Linked DNA regions of Homo sapiens: region 2 is linked to region 1. Evidence: read pairs that join two places in POLR2A ChIA-PET (ENCODE). Cell type or tissue: Panc1. All regions are shown on one strand. Links, peaks and the distances in the headings refer to the core of each region. The heading gives the core; the rest is flanking DNA. Region 1 overlaps JMJD1C (jumonji domain containing 1C). Region 2 overlaps REEP3 (receptor accessory protein 3).

Evidence for each region. ChIA-PET counts read pairs that join two places held together with the same protein. Peaks named below come from ENCODE experiments on the same cell type or tissue, not always from the same donor. Only the 100,000 strongest peaks of a DNase experiment are listed, where the experiment ranks them.
Region 2: POLR2A ChIA-PET joins it to region 1 with 5 read pairs; 2 of 35 experiments call an interaction of 5 or more read pairs at or near these places.

The regions. Positions count from the first base shown.
Region 1 is chr10:63,410,548-63,419,348 of GRCh38, forward strand. The region is part of intron 1 of JMJD1C (jumonji domain containing 1C); the gene reads right to left. Among named protein-coding and RNA genes, the nearest start is that of JMJD1C-AS2, 16 kb to the right of the region's middle. In Panc1, for the core only: no CTCF peak of the experiment used is centred there; no DNase peak of the experiment used is centred there; H3K27ac peaks cover 779 bases.
Region 2 is chr10:63,541,076-63,549,876 of GRCh38, forward strand. All of the region lies in intron 1 of REEP3 (receptor accessory protein 3), which reads left to right. Among named protein-coding and RNA genes, the nearest start is that of REEP3, 24 kb to the left of the region's middle. In Panc1, for the core only: no CTCF peak of the experiment used is centred there; no DNase peak of the experiment used is centred there; H3K27ac peaks cover 1,244 bases.

The DNA.
Region 1 (8,801 bases), core at 417-8,416:
ATTATTAATGACAGAGCCAGGACCAGAAATCAGTCCTAACTTCTAAGCAAATAAACTTTCCAGCATACCTTATTACCCTTTCCTTGAGTTAGCATCTTCTTTTTAAAGACAAAAAATATACTGAGCCCAAACCAGTAATTTTATGTATGTTTTTATTATATATTTTATTATAATACTCTATTTTGGTTTTCATAATACCCCACACTACACTAACTGTTCCAAATTACTTCTTTCTAGGCCCAAGAGAACTCCAGAGCTCTAATGGAGAAAAGTAGATAAGAGCCGTATCTTCCAACAGCAAACAATCCTAAGCATTTTCAGGTCTTAAGCACTAATCAACTTTCAGTCAACATTAAAACTACTTTTCACTGTTGAAACCATGGAGAAAGACAAGTAAATCTTGTTACTAATCAGTCTATGTCCCATTTAATGAAGAAGTTTTGGACTTTTGGTCCTCAGAGCAATGAAAGAATAAACTTCTGTTGTTTCCATCCACCAAATTTGTTGTGATGTTATGGCAGCCCTAGGAATCTAATATATTAAGTTTCACAGATATTATACTGAGTGTAAAAAGCCACTGAATGATTCCAGTTATATTAAGTTCAACAACAGGAAAATCTCATCTTTGGTGATAGAACTGAGATCAGTGGAACAGAGGGGCGGTATAGACTGGGTAGAGGTACCAGGTTAACTACAGTGAGTGAGAAACATGGTAGTTACATGAGTAGATACAAATGTGTCACTGATTTTTTTTTTTTTTTTTTTTTTTGAGACGGAGTCTCGCTCTTGTCACCCAGGCTGGAGTAGGTGGCCCAATCTTGGCTCACTGCAACCTCCGCCTCCCGGGGTCAAGCGATTCTCCTGCCTCAGCCTCCTGAATAGCTGGGATTACAGGTGCCCACCACCATGTCCGGCTAATTTTTGTACTTTTAGTAGAAACGAGTTTTCACCATGTTGGTCAGGCTGGTCTCGAACTCCTGACCTCAGGTGATCCGCCTGCCTGGGCCTCCCAGAGTGCTGGGATTACAGGCGTGAGCCACCACACTCGGCCTGATTTTTTTTTTTTTTTTTTTGAGGCGGAGTGTTACTCTGTTGTCCAGGCTGGAGTGCAGTGGCACAACTTTGGCTCACTGTAACCTCCAACTCCTGGGTTCAAGTGATTCTCCTGCCTCAGCCTCCTAAGTAGCTGGGACTACAGGTGCGTGCCACCATGCCCAGCTAAGTTTTTGTATTTTTAGTAGAGACAGGGTTTCACCATGTTAGCCAGTATGGCCTCGATCTCCTGACCTCATGATCCCACCTACCTTGGCCTCCCAAAGTGCTGGGATTACAGGCGTAAGCCACAGCGCCTGGCCCAATTTTTTTTTTTTTTTTTTTTTTTAAATAGAGACAAGATCTTGGCCATGTTGCCCAGACTGCTCTTGAACTCCTGAGAACTCCTGAGCTCCAGCTATTTGCCCACCTCAGCCTCCCAAAGTGCTGGGATTACAGGCTTGAACCACCATGCCCAGCCAAAAATGTGTTTTTTAAAAACATGAAGAGCTATGTACAACTGACCCTGGAACAATTCAGGGGTTGGGACTGAGGACAGCCCGCCCAGTCGAAAAGCTGAATGTAATTTTTGACTCCCCATAAAATTAACTGGTAATAGCCTACTGTTGACCGGAAGTCTTAACAATGACATAAAGTCAATTAACAAATATTTTGTATGTCTATTATATACTGTATTCTTACAGTAAAGTAAGCTAGAGAAGTTATTATGAGCAAGAGAAAATACATTTACAGTACTGTACTTATTGATTCCTAAATTTCTGTTCTATGGTATCATTCGAAGTTTGCGAGATTGCACTAAACAACATTAAAAATTATGCAAGGACTGCGAGAGATCATTTCTTATTGCAATATGGTATTTAGTGGAGAGGTCAACTACTCACATGGAGATGTCAGCATCACACTGAGTTTTAAGCAGACATTCGCAACATTTGAGTTCAACACAGTAAAAACAGGAGGTGGCTAAAAACCTATCACAGCATGTACTAAAGTTAATTTTATGTAGTTATGAGTTAATACTGCATCTTTATGTTTGTTTATATTTCTCTCTACTGTAAATAGTGCCATGTCACGTCTCTGTGTGGGTAAAGTTCTGATATTTTAACTTTTTAAATAGATTTGTGTATATTTTATGGTAGCAAATGATAAAACTAAGATGTACATATATTTTATGCATTTATGACATACCTAACATTTTCTAAATTTTTAAAAATATTTCTAGGCTACATGGTTCATCTATGAGTTTTTTCAAATTGCTGCAAATCTCTAAAATATTTTGCAATATATTTATTTAAAAGTATCTGCATATAAATTGACTCTCAAAGTTCAAACCCACATTGTTCAAGTGTCAACTGCACAGAAGAATAGTGTATACGAGGGATGATATTGATTTAATTAAAATAAATAAGAAAAAGCCGAAACACAAAAATAGAGTATATCAAAACAATACCACAAAGTAGTTGCTAAATAAATTCCTATTGAAAGACTAAGCAGTTCAGTGTTACCTTAAGACAAGCCATTTTAATCAGGCAGACAAAGATATACAACACAATTTATAAATTTTAGAATGGTCTCATCTACAAAAGCGTATGTATATGTGTGTTATCTCTTAAAGAGGTAACAGGAAAAGAGGTCAAAGACAAGCAACCTTCATTATTTTGATGAGACAGAACTGTTTGGACTTTACCTGGTCTGCTGTTGAGTATCAAAAGAGGTTATTACTCTCTTTATGTTTTGCTACCTTAAATATATGGTATTCATGATAAATTTACCTCTGTTAAATAACATTCTTAAAATTTATGACATATTATAGTTTAATATGTGTAGATTTTAAGACAGGTTTTCTGAGCAGAATTACAAAATAGAGACATAATCTCATATTGGAGGAAAATTGTGGGCAACTACTGGGAAGGAGGAAGTCTTAGATTTATTCAGTAAAATAGTTTGCTAAACTTCTTTCTGGTGGGGGAAAGATTCTTCATAGCTATCTTATGCTGCCAGGTAACTTTTCTTCCGTTTAGCTGAGACAAAAAACGGTTATCAAGCGATAAGATAATGAAAAAGTATTTTTTTCCTTGATAAGAAATACTAGAAATCTAAATAAAGCAAATATTTTAACTTTAGGAAGTATTTTAACTTTTCTCCCTGGATTTTTCTGTCAATTCAGATTATAAGCTGAATGAAAGAGTCAAAAATGTTTGTGGTAAAAATTAGAGAATTTCAAAATTGCTAACACTGAAAAATACCAGATAAACCAAAGATAAAAGGTTCCTTGATTCTATTTAAATGTGAAAAAGAACCATAGTGAAGAGTAACTGATACTGAAAGAATGAAAAATACCTACTTTTACAAAGACATTTGGATTTCTTAAAAGTATGCTATCAATACTTTTTTTTTTTTTTTTTTTGACACGGAGTCTTGCACTGTCGACCAGGCTGGAGTGCAGTGGTGCGATCTTGGCTCACTGCAAGCCCCACCTCCTGGGTTCATGCCATTCTCCTGCCTCAGCCTCCCGAGTAGCTGGGACTGCAGGTGTCCGCCAACACGCCCAGCTAATTTTTTGTATTTTTAGTACAGACAGGGTTTTACTGTGTTAACCAGGATGGTCTCGATCTCCTGACCTCGTGATCTGCCTGCCTCGGCCTCCCAAAGTGCTGGGATCACAGGCATGAGCCACGCACCCAGCCAATACTGTGTATTTTCTAGTATTAAACACTAAGAAAACTGAATCTACTAAACATTCTTAGTAAACAGTTTCTCTTTTTTTAACCTTAAAATGTATATTTTAGTCTGTGTATTATATATTCTCATTTAAAAATATCAATTTAGAGATCTCAAGTCTAACCAGAATCACCATAAGGCCAGAGTTTGTTCCCCGTAATTTTCTCAACTCTCATAATGTGAGCACCGTGCTCAAAAGGTAACTGTGATTCCAGTTACTGACATACAAGAAAAATCGAGATGCAAGAAAATCAGCCTATCAAAATATATATTAAAAATTTATTCTGCTCCGGGCACAGTAGATGATGCCTGTAATCCCAACACTTTGGGAGGCTGAGGAGGGTGAATCACTTGAGGTCAGGAATTCAAGACCAGCCTGGCCAACATGGTGAAACTTCATCTTTCTTTGCTAAAAATAACAACAACAACAACAACAAAACTCACCGGTTGTGGTGGCAGGTGCCTGTAGACCCAGCTACTCGGGTGGCTGAGACAGGAGAATCACTTGAACCCAGGAGGCAGAGGCTGCAGTGAGCTGAGATCAGGCCACTGCACTCCAGCCTGGGCGATACAGCAAGACTCTATCTCAAAAAAAAAAAAAAATTATTCCAACACTAGAGAAAAAAAAAAAACTGTCCTGGATGAACTGACAAACAATAGGTTGGTATTCCCAACAAGGCCTTAAAAGTGAACTGAATTTAAGTGCATTTTTGCTTTATGTGCTGTGCCAACTTTGCAATTTAATCCTCTTCAGGATACAACTCCACTGACTCTGGAAGTGACTAAATGTTAACAGTATGACTTTGTGTAAACATATAGTTACTTAGAAAACCCCACTTAAGAATAAAATTTTTCCTTATATAAAATGACTTTACTATTAATATATAATATCACAGGTACTACGTATCAGATATACCTCATTATGATTAAATCTTTAAATTTTAGTGTCATTATTCATTTAAAAGCTGCCAGTTTACTAAATTATATAACCCTTCTCCATCTAATAAAACCTTATCAGAAAGTACCAATATGAAAGATTAACTATTATGTGATATTAATAAACAGTTATCAATTATGCTTCCTTCAAAGCTTTTATATATCAAAATATGAAACTAGTTCTCACTTGTAATATAACTGGTATTACAAACCATTAGTTCAATTCATGTGGATTCAGCAAAACTTTATTATAGGTGTTTGATTTTTAAATTTTAATTTAGCATATTCTTAGAACTACTGATACTGAACATGACCTTTAAAAAAATCTTTTTATTTTTGTAAGGTGATAGGTACACACAGCCAAAACTTTCAATCATAATCCTCTGGAAGAACTAATTCAGTATATAAACCTAAGACATACAAAACAGTTACAAAACTGTAAAATGAAACTATGTAAGATCATGTTCCTTAAATTTTCCTTAAAATCGTCTCATAACCTAACACAATGAAAAACAACTGCAATGCCCTACAGAAAATAAGCACCTGCAGAAAAAGATACAGTCTGGCAACTGCTGATACTATCAATTCATCACTTCATTCTTAAACATTAAGGCAACTCCTTCCCCTTCCTGTACGCTCAATCCATGAAGTTGAAGAAAACAGAGCTTACAGTGTTTTTGCTGAACTCCCACAACTACACAGCTGAACCCCCACAACTACACAGCTGAACCCATTTCATTCTCTAAAGAAATACTGTCCTTCAGAGAAGAGGCTTTAAAGTGGATTCATGCAGTATCCTGCCCTTAGCGAGAAGTTCCAGATAGGATAACTTCTCTGTGATGCATTTAACCCCTATCAAAAAGCCTCTATTAAAAAATAAAAAAGCCAACCAAAGACGATACTTGCGATTAAATAACACTAAAATAAGAGAAACTTATAACAGTGTTTAAATTGTTATACATGATCATGGAAAACATGATCATGGAAAAAATAACACACATCAAACCCTAATAACAATTAACTACATAGCCGAAGACATTTTAAATCTCAAAGTAACACATAATTCACAAAACAATCAGCATTTATCTTAGTTTTTTTTTTTTAATAATAAACATTTAAAAGTCAGCTGAATTGCAATCCGTAATTGCAGGAAAAATCTATCTCATTTTATGCATGTTTTTCAATGTATTCTTAATATTTTAGAGAGCATGTGATATTATAAAAAAATAATTTAAACATTTCTTTGGCATGTTACTAAAGCATGAAAGGCCTGTCAAGTAACAAGGGGAAAACTGTCTTTTTGGCTGATCATGCTGTGCTGGCAATTTCTCAAACATCTGCTAAAGGTCAGATTTCCACTGCATGGAACCAATCAATGGAATTATACAATTCTCCTACCACTTTAAGAAGCTAAACAAAGAACACTATTTTACATAAGTAATGAAATATAACTTAGCTTTGTAATAAATTGTAGCAAAGCCACCCCCTTATCACAGAATTCACACATTTTAAAAATGCTTACAAAATTCTATTTGCTAAATTTTAACCTGTTTACTGTATTCATCAAATATGTATACAAAACTCTAATTTTCCTTTGGTAAAAACTAAACAATTGATTTTTCAATTTCACACTGCAAAAAGTGCTGCATGTTCAAATAAAATTTTAAGGATGATTTTAACAATAAATATTTATCATTTACTAGTCTGAAAACATCTAACAGTGGGTCACTAAGAATACAGAATCACTTTGCAACTAATTCACATTACTAGGTGACTGAGTTTACACAAGAAGTTACATTGTTAAAACTAAACTTGTCACAGGATCATACTGATTTCTCTGTGATCAAAGTCACTGACGGCACCTACTTTGAAAAAATTTTTTACCCAAACCATCTTGAAAATATTTCACAGCCTACAACTCAGGAAACTTGCCCAATTATTTAAACAAGTAATTGAATGCAACCGGTTATCAAAGAATTGGAAGTTAAATATGTTAAGAAGCATGCTCAATGTACATACATAGATGACGTACTACTATATTGGGTTTTTAAAAGCAGAAATTAAATTAAAGCTCAACTTAAAATGCTTTTTCCTTCAAAGTACCACCCTATGTAGTTAAATACTCAAATTGCTACCAAACTTTTAGTATGTATATTATGGCTATAAAGTGATGATAAAGATTTAAAATATGCCCCTTTTTATAAGCCTGCCCAATTACAAATGAACAATTTTAAATTCTGGATTAAAACACTTTGCCCAATGGCCCTCATAAAATTAGTGGGCAAAATCTGAAAAATCAAGTGACTACACAGACTTGTTAAAAAGCTTAATGTTAACATTTTGATAACACAGTAATCTTGTGCCTCATTTAAAAATATGGTGAAACTGACTAGGAAATGGATGGATACAACTGTCTCTGTGATTATGCTATATTCTACAGAAGTTCCATCATATTGTATATGTTAAATATTTCCTTCCAAACAATGAAAAAATAGAGAATTTACTTCTAATGAAACTTGTATTAAGAAAGTTAGGTCCTAAACAATCCACTCCCTTAAGGAACACTGCAAGGCAACTGGAATAAGCCAGTTATTGTCAACAATTAGACTGGTATCATTTTCCTGTGTAACATAGACAAGTTTTTATTTTTCAACGAACTCAACTATTTCAGGTCATAATTTTGCTCTAATAAACCTAATGACTTTATAGAGGCTTAAAACTTAATTCTAAAGAAAGATCAACATTGAGACTGCATTAAATATTTTCCAAAAATATTCTCATCATAGAAAGATAAATAACCTTTAGCTTTTAAGGGGCCTAAATCAAAATCATATTCTGTTTTATTGTGTTACAGCAGTAGCTCAATAATTTAGGTATGCATCAGAACCTAATTGAGGGCTTTTAAAGCAAACTGCTTAGCCATACTACTATAGTTTCTCATTCAGAAGATCTGAGGCAGGATCAGATAATTTGCATTTCAAACAAAATCCCAAGTAATGCCAATGCTACCTGGTCTGGGGACCACACTTTAAAAATTACCATACTATAGAATACTTATAAAATGCATCCTGACAAAATATCTCATCTATCCTGCATACAGTTTTGAAATTAATCTTCCCTTTAACCACATTTAAGAGGCACTAAGTGGTTATTCAGAAATTATCCCATGATTTTCCACTGCCACTAACATCCAAATTTATTATGTCTGGTACTGAAGGTACAACAAATAAAACAATTAGATTTAATCTCAATTTTCCTTTATGGCTCAAAGGAAAGGATACCTTCACAATTTTTTCTTAAAGCCATGCCAAAACCAGTTAATATTTTCTATGCACTTATGTATCAGACATTATCAGGTGCTGAGTTACAAACAATAAAAGGCTTACAGCAGAGAAATACTAAAAATAAATTTAAAAGGCCACCCTACTGAAAGGACAGACATATAAACAAATAATTAAAATATCATGTGGGGGGGGTTTCTGCTTCCCGTATATTTGAGAACAGCATCAAACATTCCCATGACCATTAAAAATCTAGATAAGGGGCCTGGCATGGTGGTTCATGCCTGTAATCCCAGCATTTTGGGAGGCCGAGGCAGGGGATCACGAGGTCAGGAGTTCGAGACCAGCCTGGCCAATATAGTGAAACTCTGTCTGTACCAAAAATACAAAAATTAGCCAGGCATGGTGGCACGCGCCTGTAGCCCCAGCTACTCAGAAGGCTGAGGCAGGAGAATCGCCTGAACCCAGGAGACGGAGGTGGCAGTGAGCCAAGATCACACCACTGCACTCCAACCTGGGCAACAGAGTGAGACTCCATCTCAAAAAAAAAAAAAAAAATCTAGATAAGGACCAGACACAGTGACTCCTGTCTGTAATCCTAGTACTTTGGGAGGCCGAGGAGGGTCAATCACCTGAGGTCAGGAGTTCGAGACCAGCCTGACCAACATGGTGAAACCTCATCTCTACTAAAAAATACAAAAATTAGCTGGGCATGGTGGCAGGCGCCTGTAATTCCAGCTACTCGAGAGTCTGAGGCAGGAGAATGGCTTGAACCCAGGAGGCGGAGGTTGCAGTAAGCCAAGATCACACCAT
Region 2 (8,801 bases), core at 199-8,198, 130 kb after region 1:
AATCATCTCTACTAAAAGCATTTATTTTAAGCCATAAAACATGTTACTTTTTAAACAAATAAAATAATTTAAATTGAAGACTAGTTCTAATTCATCTTCCCTCAGAATTATCAATACCTTTATTTTATAGTCTCAATTTTTCATATCAACCATGATTAAAATCTTTAAGTGCTGGCCGTAGAATGGCGTATGTCTACAAAACAAGCTGAAATATTAGCATGTGTCTAACCGTATGACCTTAACCTTTAAAAGTTATTTCTAGGAGGATAGGGGTGTGATTGACTCTTTTCAGATGGTTCATATAGTTCTAGATTTTCCATAGAACCCTAGAATTTGCTTACTAGGTACAATTCATTTTTCTTAAATAATCAGATGAAAATGAGACAGTACAAAAGGATAAAGTTTCCATCTATTCTATATTAGGACAAAAACAAAGTGGTAGCATTTAAACCCAAATAAGCAGTGTATATTAGCTACAGAAGTATAACCATCTACCAGTATACAATTTGCTGAACAGAAATTGATGACCTTTGTTCTAACATACTTATTCTATCCAGAGAAGTTTTTTTTTTGAAGGTTAATAAACTCTCCAGTTATATTAACGAAAGAACTGAGTACTTAGTTTGTTATTTAAAGGTCAACCAGTAGCATTTTACGTGCAGTTTAAATTCTTCAAAATCTGATAATAAAGATATCTCAACAAAGGATAGGCAATATTTCTTTTTTCCATTTAAAGTGGCCCTGCCCGTAGCAATGGGATAAAAGCAATATTAAATTCCTTCTTCCAGCCAACTTTGAAATTGTTTTTATGAAATTATAACAACTTTTAGAATTCACATTTTTCCATTTTTATGCATAAGGTAAAACTTACTAATATTTCTATGTCATATTACTTCTAGTTTACAGAATTGAGAGCTTCATAAAATGCAAAACACATCATTATCCTAATTCATTATCCTAATTAGAGTTGGTATAAGTGACATCACTACTTCTTTTTGTTTTTGTTTTTGTTTTTTTTTTTTGAGACAGAGTCTCACTCTGTTGCCCAGGCTGGGGTGCAGTGGCATGATTTCAGCTCACTGCAACCTCCACCTCCCAGGTTCAAGCGATCCTCCTGCTTCAGCCCCACTAGTAGCTGGGATTACAGGCATGCACACCATGCCTGGCTAATTTTTGTATTTTTAATAGAGACAGGGTTCCCATGCTGGCCAGTTGGTCTCGAACTCCTGACCTCAGGTGATCCACCCGCCTCTGTCTCCCAAAGTGCTGGGATTACAGGCGTGAGCCACCACACCCACCCAACATCACTAATTCTAAGTAGTTGTATGACTTTACTGCATCTCTAAAATGAGGACACATCTGTTCTTCATTAACTCACAGACATTGCTGAAAGGCACAAATGTGATATTCTGTATAAATATCCTTTATATCCTTATGATACAAAGAACTATATTATCTACAAAGAAGTATATTATCTATATAAATTTTGTATCAACTATACAAATACAGCACTATATTACCACTCCTTGTTCCTTTAAAACAATCCATTTGCATTACAGCAAGGCACTAATCAGTATTTCAGACTCGCAACCCTTTTGTAAGAACATTATTAGAATTATAAAGAAATGAAAGATGATGAAAAATAAGCTTCTGGAATTTTTATATTTTGGAGTTTTTTCACATCTTAATATCATGTAGATGCCAATTTGTGGACCTTAAGTAAGGTGACTTTAACAGTTTGACCGTAAGTCTAATAGATTAATAATTCTAACATGTCTAACTTAGGTACGACCTCAGCTCTTTACTATGTCTCTCTGGGCACGTTCAAGGTACAGGATGCCACAGGTATCATCAGAGTAGCATCGTGCAGCCCTGCAGTTCTCTCCTCTAGCTATTCCTCATGCCATATTGCTGCCACGTTTCTCTATGTTTTATTATACCCCAGTGCTCCTCCCCAGCCATTCATCCAGCAGTAATGATTCACCCCTGGCTTTCTGTGACCTCAGGAGTCTGTGTTCACTGCCACCAAGGCCACCTGGAGTTTCTTGCTGCTTTCAGTTATCTAATACTGTGTAACAAACCACCCAATAACTTAGTGACTTAAAATAATAATCATTTTATTATTTCCCACAAATCTGTTCACATGAAAATTCTGTTCTACATTGGTTTTCTTTAATCTTTCTCATGTTTTAATAACATGGAAAACTTGTATTGTTTGGAATTATTTATTTATTTTCTGACACAGGGTCTCGCTGTGTTGCCCAGGCTAAAGTACAGTGGCACAGTCATGACTCACTACAGCCACCATCTCCTGGGCTCAAGCCATCCTTCTGACTCAAACTGCCAAGTAGCTGGGATTACAGACTTGCACCACCATGCCCCATTAAGTTTTTTTTTTTTTTTTTTAGAGACAAGGTCTAACTATTGTGTTTTAAAACCATAAAAGCAAGTCAAAGAACTGTCAGAATATTTAGCAGTTTGTCCATTTCTTTTGTCACATTTTCATTTTCTAGTCTCAACTTACGTAAATTGTGTGTACAGAAGATTCAGTTCTGCCTTCCTATCCACAGTAAAGAAAGGGATTTTTTTCTTTTATTCTTTCTGCAAGTATTTATTGAATACCTACTACGTATCAGGCCTGGGGATGCAGAGCTAAGCATGACACAGTTTCCGTTTTAAAGCAATACCCAACACAGAGACCACAAACGGGAAAGTCAGTGAACATAATATCGTCTGATGACAGTAATACTAGTAATACTTACAAAATGTGTACCGTGTGCCTGGCATTATTATATGGTTTAACTCATTTAATGTTCACAGCAAGATGTGTACTATTATTGTTACGTTTTTAGAGAAAAGCAAACAGACACAGAAAGGTTAACAACTTGCCCAAAGTCACACTGCTACTTCAAGTATGTACAAAATGTTATGAGAACATGGAGAAAGGGTTCCTCACCTAGAGGAGGCAAAGATATTTTCCCAGAGAAAATGAACTTTCAATTTCATCTTTGAAATTATCTTCCTTGTAAAAAGGCCCCAGTCAGAGAGAACAAAATATGCCAAGGCAGAAAAAAATAATATGACTCTCTTCAGAAATCAAGCAGTTCAATATCAGTGGGGCACAGAGATGCAAAAGATAAAACTGGAGAAGTCAAAGGAGTTAGATCAATTTGGTCTAACCTGCATAGCCTATGAGGGGATTTTTCTTTAATGAGAAAGCAAGGAAAGGTTGTTGAAATATTTTAAGTGATGATTGATATTAACAGGGGGTGTAAGGAAAGTGAATGAGGGCAGACAGTTCCCATGAAAAATAAGAAAGGTCAGAATTAAGGCTGAAGTGAGTATTTGGGACATGGGAACAGATATGAAAGAGATTTAGGGGAGGTGGGAGAATTTGACAAAACTTGACGATTGGGTGTGAGGAGGAGGAAGGAATTTCAGATTTCTGGCTTGGATCCTTGAGTGGGAGGTGTCAAACATGAGAGGAAGAAAAGGTTTAGAGAAGGAATGATGAGCTTAAACAACAGCAAGTGTGTTGTTGGGGAAAGGGTGAACAGAGCACTTTAGATAAGGAAGGTACACAGAAGCAGATGGGATGTTAGGGCAATGCTTTCATTTTAATTTGGATACTGGGTTTGCATGTGTTCATTTTGTTGTTAGACTTCATAACTTGCACATATTACATATATTTTCTAGTATGGATAATATGTAGTAAGTTTTTAAAGTAACATTTGGTAAAACTGCTATTGGAAAAAAATACCCTATGTTAAGATTTTGAGAAGACGACCCAATTCTCCCCGTATGTATATGCATTAGGGATTAGTTAAATGTCACCAAAGCAAAGACTATTTGATTTATATAGCTCTTCTTCATATGTTAAAAATGCAAAATACAAAGGAACAGTGATTTCTATGACCAGCAGAAAAAGTTATCATCTGCAACTCTGGGGTATTTATTGTGATTAGATTAATTTCTGTGGCTATCTTATTTTTTAATAAATACAAAGAAGACAGAATTAGCTATTTGAAGCAAATGAAAAACTTTGCTTTTTAAATTGTTTGTGGTGATTATGGGTACTTGTTTCTTTGTTTTAAATTTAATTTTTAAAATTTACATAATATATTTAGACATACATATAACATACAGTGAACAGATTAATGTAATTAGCATACCCATCATCTCAAATGTTTACCATTTATTTGTGCTGGGAATATTCAATATTCTGGTTCTACCTATTTGAAACTGTGTATTACTGTTAACTATAGCCATCCTACAGCGTTATAGAACATTTGAACTTCTTTTTATTTATTTATTTTTTTTGATGGAGTCTCGCTCTGTTGCCAGGCTGGAGTGCAGTGGTGCGGTCTCGGCTCACTGCAACCTCCGCCTCCCAAGTTCAAGTGATTCTTCTGCCTCCGCCTCCCAAATAGCTGGGACTACAGGCACCCGCCACCATGCCCAGCTAATTTTTGCATTTTTAGTAGAGACAGGGTTTCACCACGTTGGCCAGGATGGTCTCGATCTCTTGACCTCGTGATCCACCCACCTCGGCCTCCCAAAGTGCTAGGATTATAGGCATGAGCCACTGCGCCTGGCCAACTTCTGTTTTTTTTTTTTTTTTTTTTTTTTTGAGATGGAGTCTTGCTCTGTTGCCCACGCTGGAGTGCAGTGGCACGATCTCAGCTCACTGCAACCTCTGCCTCCGGGGTTCGAGTGATTCTTACAGGCGTAAGCCACTGCGCCCAGCCTCATCTTCTTTATGGTGTTACATTTCTGTTGAAGGTAAAACATTTTGTTTGGAATCAAATTTTCATTTAGTCTCGGGGTAACTTGCAATTTTAAATAAGGTAGTTGGGGAAAGCCTCTGAGAAGTGGATATTTGAACAGAGTTAAAGGTGAAGGCATTAGCCACACAGATTCTGGGGAAGAGTGTCCCAGGAAGGAAGCCAACCGGGTGTAAACCCTAAGTCAGGTCTGTACTCATCACATGGAGGTCAATGTGGCTGGAGCAGAGTAGTGTGACCAGAGGTGTAGGCCATTGTTAAAGACACTGGAACTGGCTCTGAGTGAGGTGGGAAGCTGTTGGAGGGTTCTGAGCAGAGAAGTGATATTATCAGATTTTGTGTTTTAAAAGCTCTACTACAGAGAACAGCCTGTATCGAAGCAAAGATGGAAGCTTGGAAACGAGTTAAGAGGCTGTATTAATAAACCAGCGAGTAGTGGTGAGTAGTGGGTGGTGACTTGGACCAGGCTGGTAGCAGTGGTCAGATGCTAGATTCATTTTAAAGATAGAACCCATAGGATTGTTTGACAGATTGGCTGTGAATATTCAAAGTGAAGAAACCTCATGAGTTCATGAAGTAGGGAGTAAGTATACCTAGAGAAGAGAAGAAAATGGACAAGTTATTTATAAAATGTATATGGAAATGCAGAGGGCCAAGAATAGTCAAGACAATCTTGAAGTAGAAGAGCAAAGAACAAAATACTGGGATGCCGTATAGATATTAGTAGTGGAATAAGTTACTTATATCAAGATTGATTATAAAGCTACAGTAATTACAACAACATGGTATTGGGTCAAAGATGGACACATAGATCAATAAAAAACACAGAGTCTAGAAAGTGACCCATACATATATAGGCATTTGTCTTATCACAAAGGTAGCACTACACAGCATTGGGGAAAGATGGCTATTCGCAATTATGATTGTATGCCAATTGGATATCCATCACTTGCAGAATCATAGTCACCTATCTCAGACCAAACACAAAAAATAAATTCCAGTTGGATCACAGATAAAAATAAAACAGTAAAGCTTCTCAAAGATAATATAGAAAACTTCTTCGTGACTTTTTTTTTTTTTGAGACAGAGTTTCACTCTTTCACCCAGGCTGGAGTGCAGTGGTGCAATCTCAGCTCACTACAACCTCCGCCTCTCAGTTTCAAGCAATTCTCCTGCCTCAGCCTCCCAAGTAGCTGGGATTACAGGCGCCCGCCACCATGCCCAGCTAATTTTTGTATTTTTAGTAGAGGCGGGGTTTCACCATGTTGGCCAGGCTGATCTCAAACTCCTGACCTCGTGATCTGCCTGCCTCAGCCTCCCAAAGTGCTGGGATTACAGGCGTGAGCCACCATGCCTGGCCAATTCTTCACGACTTTAAGATAACCAAAAACAACCTTAAACATGATACAGAAAAGCATTAATCATGAAAGAAAAGGCTGATAATGACAAATGGGAAAACACTAAAATTAAGCACTTCTCTTCATCAAAGACACCATTGAGAGTGAAAAAAGAAGCCAAAATGGGAGAAAATCACATGTAAATGCAAAAAATGGCTCATATTCAAAATATACAAAGAAAAATGGACAAGATACTTCACACCAAAAAAGGGGTGGGGTGCATGCAAGTAGCCAAGAAACATAGGAAAAGGTGCTCTCACTTCTTTTCCTGGAGTGGTGGCAACATTATGTAATGCTGGACCACATTTCTATCCTCTTTTTATATCTTTGGGGAAAAAACTAGAGATTCCTGGGCCTTTATTTGTACCATCACACCTTTAGGATTGCATAGGAATCAAGATTGTTCAAATTTAGCCTAAAATGTGAATGGTTGTACATTTAAAGAGAATAAAAATGTATTCTTGAAGATGAGATTACTATTTTAAGAAAAGCTCTTCTACCATTTGCATCAGATAATATTGGGCACACTCACACTCATGCATAACCTCTTTATTAAGAGTTGGATGCCTCAGCCTTGCAGCTAAAACCTGTGGAATGGAGAATGAGGTCAGAAAAATACCACTACAAACACTAACAACTCATATTTTAAAAGAAATATCACCAGGGAAGGAGAACACTGAGACAATTCTGTACAAAGAATGCCTATTTTCTTCTAATGCTTCAAAATCTATTTTGACGTTTTTCCCAAGGATGTAACCTAAAGGTAGAGGCTGCCCTGAGTGTCACTTATTGATTGTCATAAGAAGATTTTCATGAGATGGCACTGGGATCCAAGGTAACCAGCCTGTGTTCAGCGGGGACTGGAAGTGATAAGGATAGAAAAGCATCTGTGTTTAGAATGCTCCAATGAGCAATCAGCACTCTCCTGAGATGACCCTTTACTGTTGCTAGGCACTCATTTCTGTTTCTGGAGTGGGTGGCAACATTATGTAATGCTGTACCACATTTCCATTCTCTTTATATATCTTTGGGGAAAGAATTAGAGCTTCCTGAGTTTTTATTTTGTGCTATTAAATCTTTAGAATTGAATAGAAATTGAGATTGTTCAAATTTGGCCTAAAAATTGAATGATGGTACATTTAAAGAAAAAAAAATCTATTCTTGAACATGCAATTACCATTTAAAGAAGAGCTTTTTTACCATAAGCATCAAAGAACATTAGACACTCCCCTGCATAAGCAGTAGTTTAGGTGCTTAATTTACATAATTCACATCAAGTATAGGGAACTCCTATACCTCTGTTTTATTTATCTATTCCCAGAAGTGCCTAATGAGAAACTGATTTTCTTTTATGGATATTTCTGATTGTCCTTTTTTAGAACAAAGCTGCTGAAAATTTAAAGATCAGGTTTTAGGGTTTTATTTTCAGCAAAATGAACAAAAATGTAACTGCGATGGGCCCTCCCATTGAAAAAAAAAATGCTAGCTAAAATATTTATTTAATTACGCTTTCTCAATGCACCAGTCAGGGAAGCCATTCAGACCACGAGTTTTTGTATAAACAAAATGATAATCAAATACTACTTGATAACATGGTCAACCAAAAACTTTAGAACCAATGAATATTGTATAAAGAATATACTACTGTTACATGTAAGTTCTCAGAACTGGAAATGTTTGATGGTGATCTCTTGTAAGAGTCAAAATAAGTGCCCTTTGAGTTTTTTTTTTTTAAATGCACCATTGAGTTTATTAAAAAGTACAGCTTACTCAGAGGCCAGAGGCCAAGAAAGGTAAAGAGAGAACTAAAGCCACCTTTCACCTAAGGACATTTCCTGAAACCTGATAACCTTGACATTTTGGTTTTCATGTTCTCATGGGGCATGTTGGGCAAAAAGCAACACCAAGGACTGACCTAGTGTAGGTAGTCTAATAGCATAAAGCTAGAAACCAAAGAAATAAAGAACTATGTCTCATTTATTCCATAGAAGGCAGAGGTGTGGAGTGGGGAGAGAGATAAAGAAAGAACAGCCAGGTGTGGTGGCTCATGCCTGTAATCCCAACACTTTCGGAGGCCACGGCTGGTGGATGACTTGAGCCCAGGAGTTGGAGACCAGCCTGGATAACATAGTGAGACCCCATCTTTACAAAAAATTTGAAAGTTAGCTAGCCATGGTGGCCCTCGCCTGTCATCCTAGTTGTTCAGGAGGCTGAGGCAGGAGGATCCCTTGAGCCCAGATTTTGAGGCTGCAATAAGCTGTGATGACACCACTGTACTCCAGTTTGGGTGACGTTGTCGAAGGGAATAGAGAGAAAAGCTGCTGATCTAAGTAACTTTGGAAATGATTGGAATCAGTAAGACTGAACTCAAAAAGACTCGTACATGATACTACTGTAGTTGATAAAGTTGTATACCATGAATGTGTATGGTTAGCAATTCTGAAACCACCATATATGTTTACTGGAATTAAACAGTTAAGTAAATGTTTCTCATTGTTGGAATGTTAGGGTACAGATAAGAAAGGGGAGGAAGCTAGAATGATCCACGTGGGGAAGAGGAAAGATGAGGAGGGAAGGAGGCATTCCAGCTAAGAATCATAACCCAGGATTGAAGTTGAAA